Regions from separate parts of the Homo sapiens genome. Here region 1 is linked to region 2. Evidence: chromatin loops called from intact Hi-C (ENCODE). Cell type or tissue: heart left ventricle. All regions are shown on one strand.

What was found. A loop is a pair of places that touch in the nucleus more often than their neighbours do. Peaks named below come from ENCODE experiments on the same cell type or tissue, not always from the same donor. Only the 100,000 strongest peaks of a DNase experiment are listed, where the experiment ranks them.
Region 1: it touches region 2 in a loop (1.9-fold over the local background); 20 of 110 quality-filtered maps call a loop at or near these places.

The regions. Positions count from the first base shown.
Region 1 is chr2:227,463,653-227,468,652 of GRCh38, forward strand. No RefSeq gene overlaps it. Among named protein-coding and RNA genes, the nearest start is that of MIR5703, 6.0 kb to the right of the region's middle. RefSeq lists an enhancer at 1-38. In heart left ventricle, no CTCF peak of the experiment used is centred here; a DNase peak (open chromatin) is centred at 2,759.
Region 2 is chr2:227,655,564-227,660,563 of GRCh38, forward strand. No RefSeq gene overlaps it. Among named protein-coding and RNA genes, the nearest start is that of SCYGR5, 8.7 kb to the right of the region's middle. In heart left ventricle, a CTCF peak has its summit at 2,880 (motif pointing right); no DNase peak of the experiment used is centred here.

The sequences.
Region 1 (5,000 bases), 190 kb before region 2:
TCTTCGCACTGCAGAGGCAGGGACCTTTTCTCTCCCGCTTGGCTTCTGAAGATTATGATTCAAGTCCTCTACAGGCGACTAGGGCAGCCCAGGAATCCTGATTCTGGCACGAACTGACCAAGGGAGGGAGGCTGCTTGGTTGCAGAGCCTCCATGCACAGAAGTCCACTTACCTGTGACTTCTGATATGTGCAACCCCGAGAATTTCCCCTGCTTCGCCTACTCTGGGCCTCCCCTAACCACCCAGTAGCATCCTCTCCTTTCACATGCTATTACCTTACCCTGCTTCATTTTCCTTTAGAGCACTTAGCATCACCTGGTCCATTATATTAATTTGTTTGTCTGTTCTCCCTCCCAACGGAACATAAACCCCAGGAAAGTAGATGTTGTCTTGTTCATTGCTGAATCCCCAGTGTCTGGCACAGTGCCTGGTAAAGAGTAGATACTCAGTAAATATTCACTGAATGAATGAAGAAAGGCAGGCTGAAAGCTACTTCTGGTTTCCCTCTAAAATAAAAAAAAAATGTCTTTCTGATAAATGGATAACTAAAGTCAGGTTGCAATGGTTTTGGGCTTTTAGAATGGCCTGAGTTTGGATCAGTCAATCAACTGATGCAATTTATGAGCGATCTTTTATAGCCCAGCAAAGTAGAGACACAGAAGGATATGACCTGGTCCCTGCTCTCTGAGTGCACAAAATTCAGCTCACAAATGACAGTGGAAAATGAACCGAGGTAAAAGAAAAAGTCTCCAACAACACGGACAGCTGGAGGGCAGGTCTGCAGTTTCTCTGTTTTTCCTGGCATCTCTAAGGAAAGAGAAGCCAGGTATCCACCTGTCAGTGCCACAGCCACTGGTGGTAAGGGATGTGTGCCATTCAGGTGTCTAGCTTCTACATCCCTGGTGCTCTCTGTAGAGTATGCCCAGAAACCACACTGGTATTTCCAGGAAGTATACACCAAGTGCTGTTCTCTGTAGGTTTTGCCCCTTCTTTCTTTTCTATCATGCTACTTCTTACAAATTAAAAAGCAAGTCAGGAAGCAATGTTAAAAATAATCAAACCACAGCTAAAGGAAGGTACCTTCAAAAGAAGAAACGGGGGAAAAAAATTGAGTCGACTATTATTCCACAGTGCTTTATACTTGAGGCCCTGTGATTATTCACTCTGTGAAACCCAGTGGAACCTGGGGGAGTTAATGGGGCCAATGTTACTTTTCTTTTGCATTACTTATGTGGGCTGTAAAAATGAGCTTTGGCTCCATGGCCAAAAGCGGAAAATGTCACACCATGGGGAGCGAAGAATGTGAATCAAAATGCAAAACCTACAGCTCCAGTTTTCCTACATTGTAAATGCTTATTGCTATCAGGTAACTCCTCTCCGTAATCCAAAGCAGCTCCGGGCACCGCAGGGGCAGGGGAAGGGAAGATCTGAAGACTCTAAGTATGGACAGTATTGAGGCCAGACACAGTTGCTCACACCTGTAATAGCAGCACTTTGGGAAGCCAAGGCAACAAGATCGCTTGAGGCCAGGAGTTCGAGATCAGCCTGGGCAACACAGCAAGACCCTGGTCTCTACAAAAAATATTAAAAACAATAATTAGAAGGGCATGTTGGTGCATGCCTGTAGTCCTAGCTACTCTGGAGGATCACTTGAGCTCAGAAGTCGAAGGCTGCAGTGAGCCATGATTAGGCTGCTGCACTGTATTCCTGGGTGACACAGCAAGATCTTGTCTCAAAAAAAAAAAAAAAAAAAAAGAATGAACAATATTGAGGGTCCCCAGCCACCCAGAGCTACCTGACTGAAACTGAGTGTTTAAGAGAGGATTTAGGGGCTTCTGAGAGAGGCTCTGTGCTCTAAGACTTGGGGCTAGGGAAAGCCGATCAGCAACGTGGGGGCTTGGGGAAGAAGGTAGCTTGCTTTGTGACCAGTTCAATTTTTTTGAGGGTCCCAGAATATTAAAACATGAAGAGATGTCAAAACAGGGCCTCCCCAAACTGTGGCATATTCTAAAATAATTAAACTTAACCAATATATTGTTTAATATTAAACTAATATTAAACAATATACAAGTAAACAAAGAAAACACGGTAATTGCACTATTCACAATGTAGGTCCAAGACTTACTAAAAATATGAGTGCAATGCAGGTGGCAAGAATGGCATGGGACATGACTGGCAACATCTTTTTTCTATTCTGTCAATGGATCTTTCTGACACTGCAGTAACTCAGAGATATTGTCAAAAGTCTAAACCTAAGTCAGGCGCGGCAGCTCATGCCTGTAATCCCAGCACTTTGGGAGGCTGAGGTGACAGGATCACTGGAGGTCAGGAGTTTGAGACCAGCCTGGCCAACATGGCAAAAACCTGTCTCTACTAAAAAAAAGAAAACAAAAAAACATGCACACACACACAAATTAGCCAGGCATGGTGGCTCATACCTGTAATCCCAGCTACTTGGGAGGCTGAGGCAGGAGAATCGCTTGAACCCAAGAGGTGGAGGTTGCAGCAAGCCAAGATGGTGCCACTGCACTCCAGCCTGGGCAATAGAGCAAGACTCTGTCACAAAAAAAAAAAAAAAAAAGAAAAGTCTTAATTGAGGTCCTTTATGAATGGAAAGCCCTCCAGGGACAAAGCCACCACTGGCCATTCCATGATGTTGGTTATTGCTAGTCCTGCTTTGCTCTCAAGCAAACAGGAGGCCTCCTCTTGGGGCCTTGCCTGCAGGCATGGAGGGTGGAGCAGTCTAAGATGACCTGGCAGCTTGCTGCTGGCTCCCTGGCTCCCTGGGGCCTCTCCAAACACCAGGGTTTGTCGGGGATATAGTCTCTGACTCACCACTAGTGATAAGACAGGCCAAGAACCTTTAAGCAAGTCAGACAGCATTCAGGGAGGTTTTAGATTCTTACCACTGGAAGTCTGATTTCAGAATTTGCAAGTTCCTTAACAAAACCGTTGTAGCTTTGACAGAACTGTAGTCATTCTGGGAGCCAAAACAGCAGAGACAACAATACACAGAATGCTGAACCTGCTGCATCAAAGTGAGGAAAGCTTTATCTCTGCCTCCTCATTGCTGCATCTATTTATTCATCCAACCAATATTTACTGAGCCCTTTCTAAGTGCCAAGTCTCACAGTGAGTGCTGGAGAAAGAGTAGTGGACAAACACAGACTTGGTCCCTTCCCGGAGGAGGCCTGCAGTGTATGGGGCTGGGGGGAAGGAAGAGGGGCCCTAACTGAAAATCACAAAGCAATGTAAGTAGCCACAGCAGCAAATGCTATAAAGGAGAGGCCCATGGGGCTATGAGTACATATAATGAGGTCTGACATGTTTAGGCATGTCAGGAAAGGATCTCTGAAAAACAGATATTAAGCTGGATCTGTTATGGTTGAGAAGGGAAAGTGGAGATGGAAGACCATTTTTACCAACAAAAATAGTGTGTGCAAAGGCCCTGTGGTGGGAGCCAGGAGAATGTAAAGAACTGAGAGGAAGTAGGGCTGGAGCAGAGTGGTGGGGACTTAGAATGGTGCCCAAGGCACTGGGGCACGGGGCAGAGGCCAGGGGGCGGCGGAGGGCAGGTGGGCGCTGCTGGGGGATGCTGGGCTAGGCTGGGAGAGACCTAGGGTGAGCAGGAAGGAGGCTGCCTGTGCAGGGCGTCTGAGCCTCTGAGGTTTTCTTTCATCCTAAGAGCAATGCAAAAGCTTAAGTAGGGGGAGGGAACTGGGGACATCTGAATCACATTTGGATTTTGAAGAGATTACTCTGGCTGCAGTGTTAACATCTCTAAAGGTAATTTCTGCTTTGCAAGTCCAATAAGCAGGATCAGTCTTCAGTCACTGGAAGCAGAAGCTGGTGCCTTGGCAGCCAGATCTGGGTTTGAATCCTGGCTTCATGCCTCACTTCTGGCATGGCCTTGGGCAGGCCAGCCTTTCAGAGCCTTAGTTTCCTCATATATAAAACAGCGGTAATAATACCTCTTTCTGCGTTGTTATGAAAGTTACGGAAATTAAAGTAAATAAGTAGTCTTGCTTGATACACAGCAAACTCTCCTTGGGATATTTTAAAGTAGAAACCAACTTTGATACTATGTATGGCATGAAACAGCTAACATCCAAAAGGGTTGTATAAACTTTCAGCTTGAGGAAAACATTCGCCTTCCTACAGGTCTATAGTTTGGAAATACTGCACCTACATTTGTCTCTCTCTCTCTCTTTTTTTTTTTTGAGACAGGGTCTCGCTCTGTCACTCAGCCTGCAGTGCGGTAGCACTCGCTCTGTCACTCAGCCTGCAGTGCGGTAGCACGACCATGGCTCACAGCAGCCTCAACCTGCTGGGCTCAGGCAATCCTCTGGCTTTAGCCACCTGAGTAGCTGGAACTATAGGCACATGCCACCACACTCAGCTAATCAATTTTTTTTTTCTTTTTGTAGAGACAAGGTCTTACTATGTTGCCCAGGCTGGTCTTAAACTCCTGGGCTTAAGCAATCCTCCTGCCTTGGCCTCCCAAAGTGCTGGGATTACAGGCATGAGCCACTGTGCCCAGCCTTACTCCTGTCTCTTTAAAACAACTAAAACACAATAATCAACCAACCACTCATTCCACTGTTTGCATACATAAGGTGCTACAGCCATGCCTTCTGATTTTGGAATTTATCAGATGATAGACCATGGAGAGATGAGCAACCAGAGAACAAACAAATGACAAAGGAGCACTGCAAATATAGAAACAAATAAGCCACTGGCTGTGGCGTGAGGGCATTTGTTGGTTATGAATAAGAGACTGCTGGGTGTCATATTTAGCCAGCATGGGGCTGGTCAGTAAGCCTTCTGTTTGGATCAGTCAAGAATTCAACATTGCTTTCATCTCTTGAATGGCCCGGGGCCCTGTCAGAATATAACTCCAGGGCCAGTCTCAATGGCTCATGCCTATAATCCCAGCACTTTGGGAGGCTGAGGCTGGTGGATCACTTGAGGTCAAAAGTTGGAGACCAGCCTGGCCAACA
Region 2 (5,000 bases):
ATGTCTGTCCTATGCCTAGATATTGTATTGTGTAAGCAGATGACTCATTGTCTGACTTCACGGGTTCATGGATGAAGAAGAGTTTGCCCCAGGGTGATTCATACTCTGAGTCTCAGCCATCAGTGATGTAGATGACAACATTTGGGACTTTGAGTTCATGACCTTTAGATGAAATTTTGGACTTAGAGTTGATACTGGAATGGTTAAGACTTTTGGGAATATTTGGAAGGGGTGGATATATTTTGCATGTGGGAAAGATGAATTTTGGGGCAAAGGGGAAGACTATTATGGGTTGCTTGTGTCCCCCAGAAAGACACGTTGAAGTCCTAATCCCCAGCATCTCAGAATGTTAATTTATTTGAAAATAGGGTTGTTGTAGATGTAATTAGTTAGGTTATGATAAAGTCATGGTGGAGTAGGGTGTGTTCTTAATCCAATGACTTGGTGTCCTTATAAGAAAGGGAAAAGAGACACAGAGACAGACCTGACAGTGAGAAGACAGCCATGTGAAGACCAAGGCAGAGATTGGAATGATGGATCTACACGCCATGGAATACCGAGAATTGCTGGTAAACACCGGAAGCTGAAAGATGCAAGGAGGGGCTCTCCCCGATAGGTTTCAGAGGGTACATGGCCCTGTTGACATCTTGAATTCAGACTTCTAGCCTCCAAAACTGTGAGACAATAAACTCACGTTGTTTTAATCCAACCAGTATTTATGGTATGTCATTAAAACCACCCTAGGAAGCTGACACAGATTGTGCTACACCTAATTTGAATTTTTAATCATTTGCACAAAATGTGGGATTAAATCTTTAATTAAAATATTTCATTTAAATCTACTGTATTCTGATTTTCCATGTATCAATACTTTCACTTTTGTTAAATACAAATAGGACAGATGAATCTATATTTACATATGGAGTGAAATTTTCCAGTTTGTTTTTGTTATCTTTAGCTAGGTAATAAATGTTAGTTACACCCCGTGTGGTGGTTGTTTGAAAACTTAGATGTTCACATAAAGGACTACAGTGTTATTTATTTATTTATTTATTTATTTATTTATTTGTTTGTTTGTTTGTTTTGAGACAGAGTCTTGCTCTGTCGCCCAGGCTGGAGTGCAATGATGCGATCTCGCCTCACTGCAACCTCTGCCTCCCAGGTTCAAGCGATTCTCCTGTCTCAGCCTCCCAAGTAGCTGGAATTACAGGTGCATGCCACCACGCCTGGCTAATTTTTGTATTTTTAGTAGAGGCGGGGTTTCACTATGTTGACCAGGCTGGTCTCAAACTCCTGACCTCCCACCTCGGCCTCCCAGAGTGCTGGGATTACAGGCGTGAGCTACCGCGCCTGGCCTACAGTGTTATTTTTAAAAACTAGATACTATATGAAATGCAGACATGATAAAGGGGTGCTTAACCCTTTTAGGTGACCTGCCTTTTTAAGAAAATTGCAATTTTCATAAAAAAAGTATACATTTTAAAATAGTTTAGTCATTACTCATTTTGTAATTTATTTTATATTGATTTTCCCCTCTGAGATTCAAATGTTTGTAACCATTGCTGTCTTTTTTACAGGTCTCTCTTCTTTATCAAGTTATCATATTTGGGAACAAGTGTAACATGGTAGAAATGAAGATGTCTCTTGCGTGGGAGGCTGATGCTCCAAGGGAACCTTGGGCAGGATCCATGCTTTCTGTTAACACAGGCTTCATCTACCCTAAGTGCTCAGGCAGCGTTTGGAGAAGGAAGAAGGATGACTGGAAGGAAGAAAGTTACTTTTTTTTTTTTTTTTGCAGTTGTGGGGAAATTGCACTGATTCACGCATGTACTTTTCTCCAGTCTCCCCGGTCACGAACAGAGCGTAATTGCTGCACGTCTGGCCAGAACAAACACTTGAGCTGGAAATACCAAACTGTATATATGTTAAACACAGGCTAGTTTTACAGAATTTTCACCTCTACTTCTCAATACAAAACCTGTTTTTCACAACTAGCATTACCCCCACACGCAGAAATTTTTAAAGAAAAGATGACTAGGTCTATTCTAGAACCTTTTGTTATTCCTGGCAGTAGTACAATGAAATTGGGTCTAGTGGTATTTATTGTTGGGGTGGATGTAACTCCTATTGAATCTGAAAGCACAGCATCAAGTGAAAACTGCTGAACAAATGCTAAGCATAGAAACTCTTCTGTTTATGAACTTTTTGGTTTTCAATAGGCTGCCCTGAGTATGCTTTTTTGTTCTTAATTGAACACAACATGGTACAAAAAATTACTACCCCTGGCCGGGCGCAGTGGCTCACGCCTGTAATCCCAGCACTTTGGGAGACCGAGGCAGGCGGATTCCAAGGTCAGGACTTCGAGACCAGCCTGGCCAACATAGTGAAACCCCGTCTCTACTAAAAAATATAAAAATTAGCTGGGCATGGGGGTACATGCCTGTAGTCCCAGCTACTCAGGAGGCTGAGGCAGGAGAATCACTCGAACCCGGGAGGCGGAGGTTGCAGTGAGCCAATATCGTGCCACTGCACTCCAGCCTGGGTGACGGAGTGAGACTCTGTCTAAAAAAAAAAAAAAATTACCTGTGGGTGCTGGGCTGAGCCATGATTTTGTTCCTCATCTGGAGGGATTAAGGACTGCTTGGCTAAGCTCATCCCCAGTTATTGACTCAGTTGGACTTGTGGGGAAGGTGTGAAACCAAAATTTTTTATTTCTAACAAATTCCCAGGTGTTGCTGCTGCTGCTGCTGGTTGTGGACCTCACCTTGAGAACCACTGCGTAGCTCACAGCCGTCCTGGCCAGCTCTCAGGCTGAAAGTTTGAGAGAGATTTCTGTAGTCATTTTAGCTGTAATTCCCCCGAGGGTTACACTAGAGGGCAGTGTGATTACAGCTACTGCGATGGACAGCAGGTTGACTTCACACTGAATCCAGACCGAGGTTTTATATTTTGTTTCCAGATGTTTCATGTAGGCATTTGTAGGTAGAAAAGGTTCTGCTGCTAAAAAGAAGTTAAAAGTTTGCTCTCTCTCCTGTCTTTTTATTTTATTTACTTATTTTTTTGAGACGGAGTTTCGCTCTTTTTGCCCAGGCTGGAGCGTAATGGCACAATCTCGTCTCACTGCAACCTCTGCCTCCTGGGTTCAAGTGATTCTCTTGCCTCAGCCTACCAAGTAGCTGGGATTACAGGCATGCACCACCACTCCTGGTTAATTTCATATTTTTGGTAGAGATGGGGTTTCACCATGTTGGCCAGGCTGGTCTCGAACTCCTGACCTCAGGTGATCCGCCCGCCTCGGCCTCCCAAAATGCTGGGGTTACAGGCGTGAGCCACCACGCCCAGCCTTTTTATTTTAAACTCATATATATTTATTAGCTGGAGAGCTGAGGCTATTGAGGTGTACAATTTTATTTTCCATTATTCAGAGAATGTTAGAGATAAATTTGCTATTTGAGCTCACTTTTCTAAACGTGTTTTCAGTGACTCCTGTTTTGTTAGTAGTAGAAATAGGGTTTGAGACCAAATAAAGCTGGAAACACTGAGTTAAAGTTACACAGACTCCTTTATTAAAATATTCCTTAGAGCCTGTGTTTGTACATTGGAAACCACTGGGAGGAGGATGCGGAAGGCAGGACCGCTGTGGGAGTAATGCCTTCTGGGTATTTTGGACAGGAAACACCTGCCTGGTCCTGATTCTTCGTCTTTTCCATAAGGAATTAAAAACTGGAAGAGAAAAATGACTGCTATGTAGTGACAGGACCTGTCTCCGGACTGCAGTCCAGGGTACTTTCCGTAGGACCAAAATATTATTACCTGCAGTTCTATGTGCAATGACAATACCCGGGCCAGTCAAATGCACTCGGTCTTCGGGCCTCGGGTCTTCCTGTTCCACCTGTTAGGACGCTCTTGCTCCAGGCATCTGCAGCCTTGCCTCCTCACTGCGTGCAGAGTGCTTAAATAGCACCTTATTAAAGAGGACCTCCCAGACCACTCTCCAAAATGGGCCTCCTTGGGTCACTCTCTATTTTCGTACCTTGCTTTGTCACCACCTGTTATGTGCTTAATTATTTTTTTGTTTGCTTCTTCTCTCTAAAATAGAGCTAGAACCGAAGGGACTTTATCTATCTTAGTGTCTGCTATATCCCTAGTACTTTGTAGGTGCTCAGTGAACATATACTGGATGAATTAATATTTTCAAAGTATAGAACATAAGATTGGTTATTCTATCAGCCAGAGTTCTCCAGAGAAATGGAACCAACATATTGATATATAAGTATACATAACACATTATATATATATATAATGTTAAATATGTTAAAATGGTAAAAACTGGTATCTTTTATTAAATGGTTCTAACAGTACCCAGATAATGTGAACATTATATACATTTACAGAAAAATTTCCACTTGCACTTCTGGGTTTAAAAGTGCAATATCTGGCCAGGCGCGGTAGCTCACACCTGTAATCCTAGCAATTTGGGAGGTCGGGGCAGGCGGATCTTTTAAGCCCATGAGTTCAAGACCAGCTTGGGCAACACGGCAAGACCTCATCTCTACGAAAAAATACAAAAAGTAGCCGGGTGTTGTGGCGGGCGCCTGTGGTCCTAGCTACACGGCTAAGATTATACCTAGACCTACACTACACCTATGCTGAGGTGGGAGGATCACCTGAGCCTGGGAAGTTGAGGCTGCAGAGAGCCATGATTGTGCCATTGCACTCCAGCCTGGATGACAGAGTGACACCCTGTCTCAAAAAATAAGATAATAAAAGTGCAACATCTGACACTTTCTAGTAATTGTTTAAATATAATGATATTGTATACTCTGGTTTCTCTTCAAATTGTGTACATCTTTTGCCTTTTAAATGTAATGGTATTTTATTTTATTTTATTTTATTTTATTTTATTTTATTTTATTTTTTTGAGATGGAGTTTTGCTTTGTTGCCCAGGCTAGAGTGCAATGGCGCGATCTCGGCTTACTGAAACATCCGCCTCCCAGGT